Regions from separate parts of the Homo sapiens genome. Here region 2 is linked to region 1. The links are chromatin loops, found by intact Hi-C in ENCODE. Cell type or tissue: endothelial cell of umbilical vein. All regions are shown on one strand. Links, peaks and the distances in the headings refer to the core of each region. The heading gives the core; the rest is flanking DNA.

What was found. Hi-C counts contacts between places; a loop is a spot of excess contacts. Peaks named below come from ENCODE experiments on the same cell type or tissue, not always from the same donor. Only the 100,000 strongest peaks of a DNase experiment are listed, where the experiment ranks them.
Region 2: a loop joins it to region 1, with 2.4 times the contacts of the local background. A loop is called at or near these places in 1 of 110 quality-filtered maps.

The regions. Positions count from the first base shown.
Region 1 is chr14:65,607,493-65,617,146 of GRCh38, reverse strand. FUT8 (fucosyltransferase 8) reads right to left here. Exons shown (of 11, transcript NM_001371533.1): 4 at 1,054-1,169; 5 at 774-936. Among named protein-coding and RNA genes, the nearest start is that of MIR625, 140 kb to the right of the region's middle. In endothelial cell of umbilical vein, for the core only: no CTCF peak of the experiment used is centred there; no DNase peak of the experiment used is centred there.
Region 2 is chr14:65,474,703-65,484,356 of GRCh38, reverse strand. All of the region lies in intron 2 of FUT8 (fucosyltransferase 8), which reads right to left. Among named protein-coding and RNA genes, the nearest start is that of MIR625, 8.4 kb to the right of the region's middle. In endothelial cell of umbilical vein, for the core only: no CTCF peak of the experiment used is centred there; a DNase peak (open chromatin) is centred at 5,526; H3K27ac peaks cover 218 bases.

The DNA of each region.
Region 1 (9,654 bases), core at 3,644-6,143:
AATACAACAATTTTTCTTTTATTGTTCACTAATGAGACAGTAATTGCCATCAGAATCCTACTGGAAACATAGACTTTTAAATATAACAGGCCTAAAGACAGGTTTCACTGTATTTATAATGATTTTCAGATACATTTTGTTCTGCATGAATACAACAGCACCAAAATGTTTTCTTTTCTGTGGAAGATAAACTTCATATTATTTAGCAACGTGTGCATAGGAGAAACAAATTTAACCAGGCAGATCTCAGGTACCTCTTTCCAGCAACTAATGAAAGAACAATGAACAGAATGCTCCTTTTTACTTAAAGAAAAAAAAAATCCTGTTAACCTTTCATTAGAAATCCTTAAAAAAATGCTATTTTAAAGTTTTTAATGTTTGAATTAGAAATGTAACCATCGGACTCACTATGAGTTCCAATGTACCGCAATGCAAAACTGCACACTCCACTTCAAATACTGATTATATATAAAGAACATTTATAGAAAGATATTTTAATGTATTGTTGGCTGGCACCACTACCTTCAGAATTTATTTAGAATGTAAAGATTTCTAGAAATACATTTTAATTAATACTTTCTGGTGGTATATTTTGGTTGATGAACTGCACTTGGCAATTACCATCCTTTGGGACCTCAGGTACTCTTCGCCTCTTAAATATTGTAGGTGCTATTAATATTTACCACTCAACAGATGGATTAACAAGTCTGTTTCTCATTCTTAGATTATAATCTTTTCTAAAGCCCAAATAAAATGTGAAAGGAGAATAGTACCTTTCATGATGTCCTAAATCCAAAAGAAATTCATCTGCATGTCTTTGGAGTTCATTTCCTTCTAAGTTCTTTAATTTCTTCAATTCACTCTGTAGGAAAAACCAGAGCTCTTTAGCTCCATTTTCAATCCTCCTCCTCAGGATTTCATGATCCTTCCCCAGACCTGTAGTCAAAGAATAGAGAGTTGTAGCATTTCCAACATTTTGATAAAAGGAAACTTTCAATTATCTGTGCTAAAGCCCATATACTGAGGAGGGGAAAACACTGTATAATCACCTACCATTTCTGGTCTGTTTCTTGTAATTTTCAATCTGTTCTTTGGCCTTAACAAGCTGCTCTTCTAAAACGCGTACTCTTCCTATAGCTGGCCCCTGATCAATAGGGCCTTCTGGTATCCTGTAGTTTAGGGAAGATAATGTAAACATTTAGCTTTCAAACTGTGCAACAAAATACAAGCTCACTTTCTAAAACATTTATACTGTAAACTCCATAAGTTGTTGAACCATATAGCACAAAAGTAGTACCAAATGGAATTTTCTCTTCAAAGGTATAGGATTAACCAGTGAAATGGACAATGAAATGATAATAACGAAAAATAGAAAATATTAATCTACTTCAGAAATCTATGATCTTCTAGGAGTTAACAAACCTCTAGAGCTGTTTCCTAAAAATCTTTCATCCCCAGAGTACCATGATCAGTGGCAAAGAGGTCAATTATTCATTAGCATTGAGAGTAACAAAAGTGAAGGAAAAAGTAAAGAAAAGGCTTAAAGGGAATAACGAAGCATATCTGAACATGTGTCTAAGGACATGCTCAAACATCAAATATAATGTATTTCTAAATTAATTATAATATCAGACTATGTAAATCTGTCTTTCAATTCATGACATTAGACTACTAAGCATTGGTCTTATATAGAAAAAAGAAAGACAAGAGTAGAAGATAAAACATATTAGAAAAAAATTGGGCCAGGTGTAGCCACTCATGCCTATAATCCCAGCACTTTGGGAGGCCCAGGTAGGAGGATTACTTGAGCCCAGGAGTTCATGGCCAGCCTGGGCAACACAGCAATCCCCCATCATTACAAAAATGAAAACATTAGCTGGGCACATGGTGGTGTGTGCCTGCAGTCCCAGCTACTCAGGAAGCTAAGGAAGGAGGATGGCTTGAACCATCCTTGAACCATAGTTCAAGATTACAATGAACTATGATCATGTCACTGCATTCTAGTGTAGGCAGCAGAGTGAAACCCTGTCTCGAAAAAATAAAAATAAAAAATTGAAGATCATTGTTCTATTCATTTCTATCAGCAACAAAAACAATCAGTCAATAATATAAAAGCTGGAACACAGAACAGCAATCCAAGATCTCTTACTTATATTATCAACCTCTCTGTTCAACTTAATTCCAAACTGTGCTTGTTCCTGTTTTGTTTTTATGTGACTTATGGCAGTATACTGTACTCCACTTTGATGTACATAATACAATTTCGTGGTAGGCTAAACAAAGGTCTCCCAAAGATATCCATAACCTAATCATGAAATCTGTGAATATTACTCTTTATGGCAAAAGAAACTCTGAATATATAATTAAGGATTTTGAGATTGGATTATCTAGGTGAGCCATTTTGTAATAACAAGTGTCTTCATAAGAGGAAGGTAGAAGAAGATTTTACTACAGAAGAGGAAAAGGTTATGTGGCTGTTAGCTTTGAAGATGGAAGAAGCAACCATGAGCAAGGAAGACATTTTTAGAAACTGGAAAAGGCAAACGAACGAACAAACAAAAATACCCCAGATGCTCTCCTAGAGCTTCTCTAGGGAATCCAGCCCTCCTGACATCTTGGTTTCAGTGCAGTGAAACTCAATTCAGATCTCTGGCCTCCAAAACTCTTAAGAGAATAAATTTATGTTGTTTTAAGCCATAAAGTTTGTGGTATTTGTCAAAGCAGCAATAGGAAATTAATACGTACATATATTGATCCTTTTACAAAATTGTCCTAAAGATTAAATAGCTGATTTTTCTTTCAAAGTCTATTTAAATGAGGAAATGTCTGTAAAAGTACTTAGCAGTGTCTGGCAATAAATTTTATGAAGGCTACTATTATATCTGAGCTTTGTCATTTTAGAGATGAGCTGTAATCTCAAAAAGTCTGGGCTATCTATTCTTACCATCATGACCAGTTTAAGGGAACTTAAGTTTTAAATTATAGTTGGCAGAACTTAAATTCAGATGTCAACACAGTCTTTTTTTTTTTTTTTTGACACAGTCTCGATTTGTCACCCAGGCTGGAGTACAGTGATGGGATCTTGGCTTGCCACAACCACTGCCTCCCAGATTCAAATGATTCTCGTGCCTCGGCCTCCTGAGCAGATGGGATTACGGGAATGCACCACCATCCCTGGCTAATTTTTTTACATTTTTAGTAGAGACGGGGTTTCATTGGGTTGGCCAGGCTGGTCTAAAACTCCTGGCCTCAAGTGATCCGCCCACCTCAACCTCCCAAAGTGCTGAATTACAGGTATGAGCCACGGCGCCCAGCCAACATAGCCTTTTGAGGCAAACACTCTGATACGAAAGGTTTTTTATAGCTTCTCTAACATTTTCTATATAACCTGATAAAGCCAAATTAACTGTCAATTACCTACACTACTTCAGAACACGTTTAATAAAGTAGCTATTGTTACAGCTATACCAAAGTAATTGGAGACATTTTATAATTTCCTGTAAAATTGTACGCATTAACATTGAACAGGAGCATAAAAAGTAACTATCCTCCAATCATGAGTGTCCAAGGCTACAGAATATGAATGAAAAAGCCTTCATTTGTATAAGCACAAAGCGAATAATAAAAAATGAATACAGTAGTTAGGTGCACAATTACCCAATTTATGAGCACGCATACATTCACAAATGAGGCATGTCCTGGTATATAGTTTTTTAAAGTTATGTTTCTAAGACTTGGCTCTTAATCTCTTTGTGAATTAGGTGGCTGGTTTCTAGGAAACAATTTGAAAATAGAATAAAACTTCAATCTCTTGGGATTTATTTTGGCAGCAATATACTATAGGACAGGAATGTCCTTTTTCAGAACATATGTTAGTGATAGAAAAATTGACAATAGAAAGATTATGTCTAGGTTCTCCTTTTTATCTCTTTCTTCAAATATTGGTGGAATAAACATCAGAGGCAAAACAGCCATGAAAAAAATAGCATGTGATCTTTTCAGTAGCTTTCCACAAAGAGTTCCAATCTAATTCTAATAAAACATAATGGAATTAGTAATCCATATTGCCTAATAATCTAATCCAACTGTGAAAAAAAAAACTGGAAAAGAAAATTACTGGAAAAATCACTCTAAAAAAAAAATACAGGAGAACTATTCTTTCCAAACTCCATCCAGAAAAGAGTCAATATGCACGAACAGTCTCTTTTCTGAATACTTAGGGAACAGAATGCTTTCTTACATTCACCATGCCAAAGATACAGATATATAAGACTTCCACTTCTAGCCAAGACATTTACCATCCTGCCTGAAACAACTCAAAATCCAGGTTAGATGTATTAAACAATGATCTAATAAAATTGCAATCAGGCAACAAAGGGCAGTGATCACCAGAGAAGGAAAACAAATGATGATAGCCCTGTGACTGTCCCAGCTTACTGCATTCAGAGAGTTTCCAGACCACAGTGTATGGAGGGGAAATGCAGATGGAGCCAGTACATTCACTGAGTTGAAGAAATGGAGCTAAGAGTCTAAAAAGACCAAGACAGAGTTTGAATAAGAGAGAACTGTAGAGGACAGAGAATTCCAGAAATCTGCAAAGGTACCATTTTGGAATTAGCAGAGTACTCATCAGCACACACACATAAGGAACTACTCAGGCTGGGGAAAGAACTCTCTAAAAGGATTAGAGGAAGTAGTACCTGGCATTCATACAGATTAGGTAGAAACAGTTCCTGATCCTATCAGCCAGACTAGAAAACCGTAATTCATGGGATGCTGGGTAAAATGCTCAGAAGGATTTGGCCTCAATAGCAGGAAAATGTGCCCCAGACCAAACATTGCTTAGGTCCCACTTAACAATTATTAAAAGACAAAATAGGATCAAATTATTTTAAAATAACATAACTACATCCCAGAACAAAATTTAAGAATATTTGTAAATTATACAAGACCTTCTAGTAACAAACAAGGTAAAATTCATGTCTGGAATCCACAAAAGTTACCAGGCTTGCAAAAAAACAAGAAAAGACAACCCATAAAGAAGAGTGAAATCAATCTATCAAAACCAACTCAAAACTGACACAGATGTTAGAATCACCATAGAAATAACAGTTATTATGACTGTATTTCATATGTTCAAAAGTTAGAGACAGGGAAGATATAAAAAAGATGTTAAAATTTTAATAGGCCAGGTGCGGTGGCTCACGCCTGTAATCCCAGCACTTTGGGAGGCTGAGGCAGGCAGATCACCTGAGGTCAGGAGTTCAAGACCAGCCTGGCCAACATGGTGAAATACTGTCTCTATGAAAAATACAAAAATTAGCCAGGCATGGTGGCAGACGTCTGTAATCCCAGCTACTCAGGAGGCTGAGGCAGGAGAACTGCTTGAACCCAAGAGGCAGAGGTTGCAGTGAGTCGAGATCACGCCTTTGAACTCCAGCCGGGGTGGCAGAGTGAGACTCCATCTCAGAAAAAAGAAAGAAAGAAAGAAAAAATTTTAATAGATACCCAAGTTGAACTACTACAGATGAAAACTATAATGTCTGAAATGAAAAATATAAAGAATGAGATTTACTGCAGATTATATATTGTAGCGTCTACCCTAAGAAACTAAGAAAAAAAGAGCAAATGAAACTCCAATTAAGTGGAAGAAACGAAGTAATAAAGATCAGAGAGACGATCAATGAAATGGAGAAAAAGAAAAATAGATAAAAACCAATGAAAACTAAAATCTGGTTCTTTAAAAAAAAAAGAAAGAAAATCAATTAAACTGGCAGACTTTTTCCTAATAAATATTTTCGGTTTTATAGGCCAACAAGCAAAATCAAGGCTATTACTTGGGGGGTGTGTGTGTGTGTGTGTGTGTGTGTGTGTGTGTGTGTGTGTGTGTGTGTGTGTGTGTGTGTGTGTGTGTGTGTGTGTGCGCGCGCGCGCGCGCGCGCGCGCGCGTGTGTGTGTGTGTATGACACTTAAAATGTAACAACTTAAAAATGGAAAATCATTCTTAGCTTGCTGGCCATGAAAAAAAGAGGTGGTTGGTAGGATGTGACCCATGAGCCATAGTTTGCCAACCCCTATTGTAGCCACACTGGGCAAAAAAACCTAGAGGGACTACTTCTTTCTATAAAGTTAGTATTATCTGGATATCAAACCAGAGAAAGATATAGTAAGAAAAAAAATTACAGAACAGTATCTCTCATGAACACCAATATAAAAATTATAAAAAAATTTAGCAAACCAAACCCAACCATATGTAATGTAGATAGTAAATCATGGTTAACCAAGGTTTATCCTAGAAATCCAAGATTGGCTTAGCATTAAAAAATAAATCAATGTAATTCTTCCTATAGACAAAATTTTTTTTAAACAAAATTTTACAAAACACATTATCTGAATACACTCAGAAAAAGGACTTAACAAAAGTCTAATGTAAATTCCTGATAAAAAGTGTCAGAAATGGCTGGGTGCAGTGGCTCACGCCTGTAATCCCAGCACTTTGGGAGGCCGAGGCAGGCGGATCACCTGAGGTTGGGAGTTCGAGACCAACCTGACCAACATGGAGAAACCCCGTCTCTACTAAAAATATAAAATTAGCCAGGCATGGTGGTGCATGCCTGTAATCCCAGCTACTCGGGAGGCTGAGGCAGGAGAATTGCTTGAACCTGGGAGACAGAGGCTGTGGTGAGCCGAGATTGTGCCATTGCACTCCAGCCAGGGCAACAAGAGCGAAACTTTGTTTCAAAAAAAAAAAAAAAGGTGTCAGAAACTAGGAAATTAAGGAAATTTCCTCAACCTGATAACAATTATCTATTAAAAACTTACTGCTAACACCATAGGTTAATGGTGAAAGCATAAATATATTGCCCCTAATATCAGAAACAAAACAAGATGTCCTCTCTCACCACTTCTACTCACCACGATATTGGAAATTCTAGCCAGTAGACCAAGGCAAGAAAAAGAAACAAAGGCATTCAAATTGGAATGAAAGAAGCAAAGCTATCCTCGGTTCACATAACATGATAATCTATGTTGAAAATCTGATGTTGTTTAACAAGGTTGCAGAATATAACATCAACATACAAAATTCAATTCTATATTTCTATATTCTACATTTCTATATTCTAGCAAAAAACAACTGGAAATTAATATTTTAAACCACATTATTAGTTACAATAGCAAAAAAAAATGAAAAAAATTAAGTATCAATCTGGCAAAAGATGGGCACGACTTATAAATTTAAAATTATAAAACAACACTGAATTTGTTTAGAAATTGTCAGGCCAGTAATAAAATTCATATGGAAACACAAACATCTAGAATACTCAATACAAATCAGAAAAAGATAAAACTAAAAGGCAAACACCATCTGATATTAAGACCTATTGTATCTGGCTTGAGTTGGTGTTTGAATGACTGATTGAATGAATGAATGAATGAATGAACAAAAATTTAAAAAATTTAAAAAAAGTTTTTAAAGACCTATTATAAAACTACATACAATAATCAAGACAGTGAGGTACTAGTATAAAGACAGATGACAAAGAGCATAATGAAACAGAAAAGAGTCCGGGAATAGGCCCACACATAAATGGACACTCAATTTATTTTTTAAATAAAGTCACAAAGATAATTTAGCAGACAGTTTTCACAACAAGAGGAAAACAAGAAATATACCTTTCTGACCCTCAGTTCAGCAAAGTTATCTTAGCTATGACAGAAAGGTGTGATCCACAAAAGAAAAAATTGATAAACTGGATTTCACTAAAATTAAAAGCTCTTCTTTTAGAAAGACACAGTTAAGAGAATGAAAAGATAACCCACAGACTAGAGGAAAAATTTTTTTTTTTTTTTTGAGACAGAGTCTCACTCTGTCACCCAGGCTGGAGTGCAGTGGCGCGATCCTGGCTCACTGCAACCTCCACCTCTCGGGTTCAAGTGATTCTTCCGCTTCAGCCTCCCAAGTAGCTGGGACTACAGGAGCGCGCCACCACACCCGGCTAATTTTTATATTTTTAGTAGAGACGGGGTTTTGCCATGTTGGCCAGGCTGGTCTTCAACTCCTGACCTCAGGTGATCCACCCGCCTTGGCTTCCCAAAGTGCTGAGATTACAGACATGAGCCACTGCGCCTGGCCAAGAAAATATTTTTAAATCCTACATCTGTTAAAGGACTTGTATCCAGACTACATAAAGTATCAAATCATCAGGAAAAAAAAGAAAAAACCTCATAAGCAAAAAGATTTAAATAAATGTTTGAACAAAAAAGACAAAAAGGCGAATTAAGCACACTAAAAGACGTTAGACATCATTAGTTATTAGGTAAATCCAAGAAAGCTGGACTGTGCAGCTGCAGCAATAGCTATATAGGCTGGCCTGGTTCACTGCTTACATCTGACATCACAAAACATGAAACAGCTAATCACTAGGGTTTCCTGTAGATGATCCTCATTCCTATTTTAAAAGCCTTTAAGGATGCCTACATGTTAAGTTTTTCTGAGATTTGATATGTATTTCAAAAATTATTCTCCCAAATAAAAACTTGATGAAAATCTTTATTCAAACAAAAAGGTACCATTCTAATACCCAAACATTAGCCCCACTCTAAAGGAATTCAATGCATTAAAACATAATATGAAAACCAGTAAATTACTGCTTTGCAATCAGAATATGAAAAACTAGTGAGTTGTAGCCTAAATGAAATGATTACACGGCTCTCTGAGAAATTAAACTTTTCCCATCAAAAATGCACTTAATAATTCATGTAAAACAGGTTGCCTTTCTTAAATACTTTCAACAATTATGCCATGAACATTGGAAAGAATAAAGATCTTAATTAAGAAAAAGAACGTAGGCACAAATAAGCAATATTAGGAAAGAAAAGAGAATCACAAACAGATAAGGAATTTTAAAACATATCAAAAATTACTATATTTTCAGGCACTTGCTTTAAAAACATAAAAAACATACTTTCTAGAGGAATTAAACTACAAAATGAACTCAATAATATATAAAAATTTTCAGTGGTCAAAAATCTATTGAATTTTTTGAAACTTTAGATTCAAGCATTTTTTTTTTTTTTTTTTTGAGACGGAGTCTAGCTTTGTTGCCAGGCTGGAGTGCAGTGGCACAATCTCGGCTCACTGCAACCTCTGCCTCCCGGGTTCAAGTGATTCTCCTGCCTCAGCTTCCCAAGTAGCTGGGATTACAGGCATGCGCCGCCACACCCAGCTAATTTTTTTGTATTTTTCGTAGAGACGGGGTTTCACCATGTTGGCCAGTAATGGTCTCGATCTCCTGACCTCATGATCTGCCCACTTCAGCCTCCCAAAGTGCTGGGATTACAGGCATGAGCTACCGTGCCTGGCCAGGTTCTAGCATTTTTATATGAGTTTTACAAATATTCATAAAACATCGAATCAAAATCTAGGAAATATAAAAAGAGAGGAAATTCTAAAATTCCATTCCTGAGATTAGTATAAGATTGATATAGAAGTAGACAAGGATAACAAAGAAATTAAAGACTAATTCAAATATAAGCTTATTTTCAAACTCCCAAATGATCCATTAGTAAATACAGCAATATATTTAAAAATACATGACTATCTCAACTTTATCCTAAGAATACTACATTGGTTTACGATTAGAAAAACTATTA
Region 2 (9,654 bases), core at 4,579-7,078, 130 kb after region 1:
TTAATTGTGAGAGAATAGATGCTTTCCCCCTAAGATTAGAAACAAGACTAAGATGTCTGCTCTTTTTCTATTCAACATTATATCAGAGGTTTTAGCCAGTGAAATCAGGCAAGAAAAAGAAATAAAAGGATTGTCTTTTTATTAGAATGGAAGAAATAAAGCTCTCTTTATTCACAAAAGACATGCTTTGTCTATGCAGAAAAGCCAATGTAATCTACAAAAAAAGCTACCAGAATGAGTACAGCAGGTTTTCAGGATACAATGCCACTATACAAAAATCAATTGCATTCTTATACATTAGTAATGAACAATTAAAAATTGTATGTTATTGGCCGGGTGTGGTGGCTCACGCCTTTAATCCCAGCACTTTGGGAGGCCGAGGAGGGCAGATACTTGAGGTCAGGAGTTCGAGACCAGCCTGGCCAAGATGGTGAAATCCCATCCCTATTAAAAATACAAAAATTAGCTGGGTGTGGTAGCTGAGCAATCTCAGCTACTCAGGAGGCTGAGTCAGAAGAATCACTTGAAACCAGAAGGTGAAGGTTGCAGTGAGCTGATATCATGCCACCACACTCCAGCCTGGGTGACAGTTACTGACCACACTTGGCCAATAACTCTGTCTCAAAAAAAAAAAATTGATATGTTATTTAAATATTTATAAAAGCATCAAAAAATATAAAATACTTAAAGATCAACCTAATAAAATATGGGTAAGATCAGTACATTGAAAACAATAAAATACTGCTGAAAGAAATTAAACATCCAAATAAATGGAGACATTTTATTCATGAGTCAGAAGACTTGATATCGTTAAGATGTCAACTGTCCCTCAAATTCATCTATAGATTCGATGCAATTCCAATCAAATATTTACATACTGTTTCTTAAATTCATATGGAAATGTAAAGCCATTCCGGAGAGAAAAGCCACACAGTAATTTGAAAAGTGAAAGCTTAATAAAAAGGATCACTAACTATTTAACATGGGGTTGGAGAAACAGCTAATTAACTAATGAGAAATAAAGAGAACTCTTAAGAGTAGCCAATGCTCCCTAGGCTGACACAGAACACCAAGGCAAGAGCTTCCTCCGACCCTAAACCATCCCAGGGCTGAGATCCAGACCTTGTTGGAGAGAACACAGTCCTCTCACTGAATAGCACGGAAGTTGCTGTAGTGCTGCACCAGCAGAACTTACTGGAAGTCTACCTTGTGGAACTTGCCAGAAATCCATTCTTTAGGGTGCTAGTAAAATCTCTTCACACAGAAGTGTCCCACCAAAGATACTCTGTTACAAATCCAACTGAGGGGGAAGTAAAAGAAGTTGCTGGCCTCGGGTCACTGGTTGCTGGGTATTGCTGCCCTCTGAGCACTGCAGAAGCCTGATAATGGTGAAAACATGCATCCTACAGAAACTGTAGAGTGGGAAAGCCAATGTGGGTTGACACTGGAGAAGCTGAGTGTGTTGCTACAGTCCACTAAGCAAGTACACAGAAACGAACAAGCAAAACTTCTCTGCAGTGTTTCTCCAGCACTCTGTACTGGCAAAACTTAACATTGTCAGCTGACAAAAGAAAAATATTTAAAGGGCCTGATCTATTTTCACAGAGCAGGCAAAAAGGATGCATTTGGAGCTGAGAGGCAACAGATTGGTAACCAGCACAATAGCCAAAATTGCTCTGAAAAGGAACAAGCAGTTGTATGGGTTAACGTGACCCGATTTCATGACTTATAAAGCCATAATAGTCAGCATGGTAGTGGCATCAAGAAAGACAAAGAAATCACAGCACAGAAACAATATCCTGGAGTTGTGATCCATTTAGAAATTGATTTTCACAAAGGCTTAATTGGAAAAGTTGGCTTTATGTCTATCCTGAGCTACTGTTTAGTTGGTTATAGAGCAAAATTACATTCAGCTTCTTCTTGTCATGTAAGAGGAATTTGGAGGGTGTTGCTTAAAATTTTATTCCACCTGTACATTTGTCACTTTAAAATTAAAACTGAGCTGGTATGAGAGACAAAAAAAAAAGAAAGACAAAGAGGTCAGTGGAACAAAATAAGAGTCAGAAATAAACCCACGCGTATACAGTCAAATGATTTTTGACAAAAATCAAAAGGACACAAACCACTTCAGTAAATGATGCTGAAATAACTGCATGTCTCTACCCCCCAAAAAAGAATTTCTATCCAATTTTTATCCCATATAAAAAAATTAACTCAAAATGCATCATAGGTCTAAATACAAAACCATAAAACTTCCAGGAGAGAACTTCTATGCCCTTGGATTAGGCAAATATATCTTAGATACATAAACAAAAATAGAATCCATATGAGAACAAACTGATAGATAAACACAATCCATATGAGAACAAACAAATTTCATCATAATTTAAAATGTGTGCTCTTCAAAAGACACTATTAAGAGAAAGAAAAGACAAGCAACAGTCCAGGAAAAATACATCTGCGAAGCACGTATCTTATAAACAACTTTGATCAAGAATATAAACCGCTCTCAAAACTCAATAATAAGAAAACAAACAACCCAATTTAAATAATGGCCAAAATATTTGAACAGATATTTTACCAAAGAAAATATACAAAGGATAAATAAACACAGGAATGGACAGCCCCTGCCCAAAAGTATATACTAGAAGTTCCATTTTAAAAAAAAACTTTAGAAAAGGCACTAAATTTATAGTGACCAAAAGCAATTCAGGATTTTCCTGGAGACAAGGAAGGATGGGTAGTAGTGGGGGAAAAGATTACAAGGGGGCAAGAAGAAATCTGTGGAGGTAATGAGTATGGATTCACAGATGTATACATATGTCAAAACTAATCAAATTGTTCATTTCAGATGTGTGCAGTATTTTTTATGCCAATCACACCTCAGCAAAGCTGTTTTAAAAAAAAATCACACTCCATTAACCCACTAGAATACAAACTATAAGGAAATCGATCAGAAAAAAAAAAGTATATGTTACGGAATTATAAATCACTTAAAAAGGAGTTCACGTGATTAGCATCTTTAAAAAGTATCCCTAAAACTCAACAACAAAAAATCTGACTCAACAGTGGGCAAAGGACTTAAATAGGTATTTCTCCAAAGAAAATATGCAAATGAACAGTAAGCATAAGAAAAGATGCTCAACATCACTTATCATTTCAAAAATGCAAATCAAAACCACAATGAGATACCACTTCACACCCATTAAGATGATGATGATTATAAAAAAAAACCAGCAGAAAATAAGTGTTGGTAAGAATGTGCTGAAATTAGAACCCTGTGCAGTGCTGATGGAAATGTAAAATGGTGTAGCCACTGTGGAAAACAGTATGATGTCTCCTCAAAAAATTGAAAAAAGAATTAAAGAGGCTGAAAACGATGGTCATGCCTATAATTCTAGCACTTTGGGAGGCCAAGGCAGGCAGATCACTTGAGGTTAGCAGTTCGAGACCAGCCTAGCCAACATGGTGAAACCCCATCTCTACTAAAAATACAAAAAAAAATTAGCCAGTGTGGTGGTACACGCCTGTAGTCCCAGCTACTTGGAAGGCTGAGGTAGGAGAATCATTTGAACCCAGAAGGCAGTGGTTGCAGTGAGCCGAGATAGTACCACTACGCTCCAGCCTGAGTGAGTGAGACTCCATTTAAAAAAAAAAAATAGAATTACAGTATGATACCAGTGATTCCACTTCTGGATACATACCCAGAAGAATCAAAAGTGGTGTCTGAAAAAGTTATTTGTGCCAGGCACCGTGGCTGACACCTGTAATCCCAATACTTTGGGAGGCCAAGGTAGGCAGATCCCTTGAGCCCAGGAGATTGAAACCAGCCTGGGCAACATGATGAAACCTGTCTCTACAAAAAATACAAAAATTAGCTGGGCATGATGGAGTGTACCTGTAGTTCCAGCTACTCTGGTGGCTGAGGTGGGAGGATCACCTAAGCCTGGGGAGGTTGAGGCTGCAGTGAGCTATTAAGATGTTCATGCCACTGCACTCCAGCCTGGGTGACAGAGTGAGACCCTGTCTTTAAAAAAAAAAAAAAAAAAAAAAAAAATCACAGTTCATTTCTGCAGTTTGCAACAGTTTTACTACTACCAAGATGGATGTTATCATAATGATGGGATAGAAAGGGCCGATTCAGATAAAAAAGCAATCAGTCAATAAGCACTTCTAAAGCTCCTAATTAGGGCCAGATACTATGAGGCACTAGGGACACAAAGATAAAGAATCCCTATTATTAAGGGATTTCTGTTCTAATCACATTTACCCATAGTCAAGAAATCCAAACATGTGGTCATTAATGGCATCATTTCAAACTGATTCCAATGCCACCCAGAACCAATCATAGTAAGAAGTTTCCAAAGGATAGCAGCAAAATATTTGGTTTCTTCATGTAAGAAAATTTTAAATCCAATTCCCCCATTCTCAAACTGAAAAGAACCATTTCTCAAAGATAACATTAATGAGACAATAGATAAAAAATATGAATTAAAAAAACCTTGCAGATCTATGATACATTTAACATCTTGCTCATGTTTGCAACAGGCATAGTAATCAAAATTACCCCACCTTTCTGGACACCAATTCTTGTTTTTAGTCCTTATCTTCTAGCCCCATAATTCAACTTATTGCTGGTCAAAATAGAATCTTCATATGTGGAAGAACAGAGATCAAAAACAAGCAAAGAAGGAAAAACAGGAGGGGAGGGGGATAGAAGGGGAAGAAAGAGGGAGAGCAGGGGAAAGGGAGGACAGGACGGGAGAAAGTGGAAGTAGGAGAAGGAGAAAGGAAAGAAGAAAGGGAAGGAGGGAGGAAGAAATGCAGACATCAGTAAATTATGGAAAATGCTGAATCTCACTCATAATCAAAGAGATCCCAACAAACTAAGAGATCCTTTCCACCAACTGAGAAATACTAAAAGCTCAAGAATACCCAGTGTTAGAGAAAATGTGAAGAAAGGTAACCGTGTAAATTGGTACAACCTTTCTGCAGGGGATTTGTTTCTATGAATCAACAACCTAAAAAATAATTAAATCATTTGGGCCAACCATTCTATCTGAAGGAGTTAATGTTAAGGAAAAAGTAGATTAAATTGTTTGCATACATTTACATACATGTATGGATATAGACGCCATGTATTAATATATGCCATAGACATCTGTAGTTTTTTCAAAGCTTCTCACAGAATTCTTATGATAATCTACTTTTGGAACCATGTCCCAGGGAATGAATGTATGTATTGAAGGAACTAACATTTAGTTAGCAACTTTTGTGAGCCTGGCATTATACTGACACATACATCATCTTGTCTAACCAAAACACATTAAAAGCTAAAGGGGATGTTTTAAAAAGTATTCCTAAAATACTGATAACCAAAGCCTAACAGGGAATTTTCACTGTTATATTCATACAATCAATTAACAGAATTTATGTTCCTTTGTTGTTTAAAGCAAAAACAGACAAAAGAGTTTATCTGTGCAAAGAATGATTCATCAATTAGGCAGCACTCTGAACCATAAAAGGTTTGAAGAGCTTCATTCACAGCAGTGTGGGCTGTAAGCTTTATAGGCTGAACACGGAAGACAAAGAAAACATATCTCATTGGTCAGAGTGGAAAGACACTAGTTAGAGATTACTTAGGTGGTTTCTAGTTGGCAAAATATCTAGTTTCCTTTTACTTTCTAAGTTGGGCTTTGGTTTGCTTAGACAGGAACTTAAACAGCTAGAGCCACCCAGCCTAGTAGCCTCCCAACTAAAAATTTAACACTGCAAAGACAATTTCTAGTTACCATCTCAAAATTTCCCATTAATTTCTCTCACAAAAATAGGAGCTATCCCCAAATTAGAAAAAAAAATCACACTTAAGAATTCAGAATATCAAGTAAAAACTAATGGGAATAGGGAGTTTTTCCTATTGGGGATATTTGTGTTATACTTACCAGTTGAGCATCTCAAATCCACAAATCCAAAATGCTCCAGTGAGCATTTCTTCAGAGTGTCACGTCGGTTTCAGATTTTGGAACGTTTTGGATTTCAGATTTGGGATGCCTGACCTGTATATATAGGGTTCAGTACTATCCATGGTTTCAGGTATCCACTGGGGGGCCTTGGGGACTCCTGTGTATCAAATTCCCTCAAGTCAGCAACTCAGAACCTAAAGAACAAGAATACTATTGTTCTCAAAACCTCAAAGATAGATACTATCTGGGGTAGAGGGGGGAACGCTCTCTTTAAAGAAGAGTATGTCCAAGAAGAAAGACAAAGAAAAATCAATTAAATGACTATAATGGAGTTTACTTAGAGGGCTCTCAACATTTTACAGACCTGGTTCTAGAAGCTAGAATCTTCTGATTAAAGAGTTTATAACAGATACAATCTAGACTTGGCTATATTAGTTTCTGACTTTTCTGCTGCCTTCACTGATGCCTCGTAACGTTTAAACCATGATGCTTTTTACACCTAGAACTCCTTTGAGGGGGGTAAAAAAAAAAAAAGACATCACAAACCCTTAGTCATCTTTCCCTACAATTTGGTTCTATAGTTCAGATTCCTCTGACTTGACACCAAATGAGACAAACTTACCCAGGCTAGAAGATATGAGAAAAGTTCTCTCATCAACTCTTGCTATATGATTTGCTCTTAGGCAAATCTAACCCGTGCCAGAATTTAGAAGCTGACCAACAGCTTATTTCCTCTGTACTACTGTTTAACAATATTAGGGTTTTTCAAAAAAAAAATTAGCAAAGCTGTAGTCACTTGATTAGCTGCAGGTCAGATAGACACACCCAGAACAGGTCATCCTATAGGAAATCTCCTCTATATAGAAATATCTGTATAAAAATAGAATTGACTGACTTAGGTATTTTGCTAAAGTTTAAACAATGCAAAAATATATGCTCAATGAATAAATGACTAATCAAAAAGGTGCTCCTGAGCATCTAGTCTTAGCTCAAGGTGGCCCCAAGGTATTCATAGTCTCCAACAACTATATGTTTGAAGTCAGAGACCTAGGGAACTCTTATTTAGTTAACAATAGTAATAATTAACATTTATTGAGCCATTACTTCATGCCAGGAACTGTGCTAAAGACTCTGCATTTTTTATCCATATTTTACAGATGTGGAAAATTAGCATCGAAGTTACTATTCAAGGTTGCACAGATCTTAAGTGACCAAGTCAGGAGTCAGACCACACACCTGCTTTACTCCACAGCTTATGTGCTCTCTAGGGCAATTCCAGAATTCAAACAAACACCCTGATGGCCATAACTGTCCACAGAAATACTCAGAATCTTCAAGAGTGCCAAAAAAGCTTATATTTAAGTAGAGAAAAACTTTACATTTAGGTTGACTTACATTTGGAATAAATCTAATTCTAAAAATTCAATCATCCAGTATATAATTTACAGTGAAAATTTCCTAATGGTAGCTTAGAAGTTGCTGAAGTTTATGCATAAAGAATTAAGGGATAAAGATATTTAGAAGAGCTTAGTCCCATATAATGTATTCAGACCAGAGCCATTTCTGAAATGAGTAAGGTTCCAAGATCTCAGTATTACTGGGCAGAGACTTCCACTATCAGATCTATTTCTATGCTTGAGCCCAGAAGTTTAGAGATTGCAGTGAGCTATGATAGCGCCACTGTACTCCAGCCTGGGAGACCTACAGCAAAACCCTGTCGCCAAAAAAAAAAAAAAAAAAAAAAAAAAAAAAAAAATCTACTTCTTTAACTCTACCACTTGAACAAAGAATTCAAGGATCCTCTCCTTTGTGAGACCTTTCCTGACCCTCTAGACACAATTCATTACTCCTTTCTGTGTGCTACTACTGACTTTTACACCTACTTCAGTTGTACTTAACACACTAAGCAAAATTGAGTTTCACACAGCTCAAAACATTTCACACATTAACAGACTGACATCCTCACACTAACTTCAGAACATCAAATTCAATCTTTTAGATATCACCTTATTAACAATGATTTTGAGTTACTGCATGAAGCTTTGTCATTGCACAATGCTAGGAAATTGGAAGAAGAGGTATGAAGCCAGGCCTCCCTGAAGTTTAGGGGGACATGACACTATCCTGATCTATGATGAAAAAATAATAATTCTTCCTACCCCATCCTCCAGTCCTGCTCTGGACAAACCACTAGTCACATATACTTGGCAGCTGGGAGAGGGAAAAAGATGAGAGTGAAGGAGTAATTGGAGTTGTAGTTCTAATATCCTATAGTGTAGGTGCTCTCTTATCTCATCTCTTACCCTTGACTTATCACCAAGTCTCTGATTTCTCTCTTGGGACTGTGCAGGCCTACAAGTATTGCTGGGTTCTAAGCAGAAATCCTAGGTGATCAAACAACTAAAAGGCACCCATTAAGCACCAAGCTCTTACTACCACAGCAGGGTGAGAAAGACCCTTTCCCTCTCAACTTCCTATACCTACAATCCCAGTAGCAGGCCTCAAATTCCAGAGGTTGCCACCTCACCCCCTACAAGGAGGTTGGGCCCAAGACTGATTTCCTCAGCCCCAAATATGCCTAGAAATCCCATCCTTACACTTTTTGCCCCCCAAGACAAGGTCTCACTCTGTTGCGGAGGCTGGATTGCAGTGGCTCTACCATATAGAGCCTGAGCTCTATATGGTAGAGCTCAGCCTCACTGCAGCCTCACTGCAGCCTCAAATACCTGAGCTCAAGCGATCCTCTGCCTCAGCCTCCTAAGTACCTAGGACTACATGCACACACCACCATGCTTGGCTAATTTTTTTAAATTTTTTGGTAGAGACAGGGTCTCACTATGTTGCCCAGGCTGGTCTCAAAATCCTGGCCTCAAGCAATGCTCTGCCTCTACCTTCAAAAGTGCTGGGATTACAGGCATCATCCTGACACTTTTAATGTTATGCAGCAACTAAGATTTCTAATTCCAAAGGAGATAACATGCCCAGGAACTAGAATTGAGTATTTTATAATAATAAATTTTAGCTCTGTGAAATGACTCTCCATACAAACACCCAAATACCTCCTACGCCTATGACATGTGGAATTTTTATTTTCAATCACATTTTGGGAGACATGTTATTATAGAGGAAATCAGGGGACTTCCTGTACTGTAATTATTAACTTATATTTCTAGTTGACCTTCTAAATTGTCAGTTTCCTAAAGGCAGGGTCGTTATCATTTTGTATTCCAAATTCATAGTAGTTGTTAACTACGCTTGTTGAGGAAAAAGCGAGACAAGATTGGGGGAAAGACTGGGAACAAGATACAAAGAAATATGAGATCATCCTTGTATGCATAACTTTAGATTCCATACTAGTAGATATTCTCAAGTGATATTTACTTTCCCAAAAAAATCCTGTCTTCCAGCCAGGTGCGGTGGCTCACACCTATAATCCCAACACTTTGGAAGGCCGAGGCAGGAGGACTGCTTGAGCTCAGAAGTTCCAGACCAGCCTGGCAATACAGCAAAATAAAAATAAACAATAAATCTTATCTTCCCTGAACAAATCCACAAAAATGAAGGATGAATATCAGTTGAGAAATTTCACTACTTTTACAATAAAATGAACTGTGTAGTATTTTCTTCTCTCAGGCTCACCAAGGTATTAGGAGAAAGATGGTTATTTTTCAATCTTGGCAAATAACTTGAA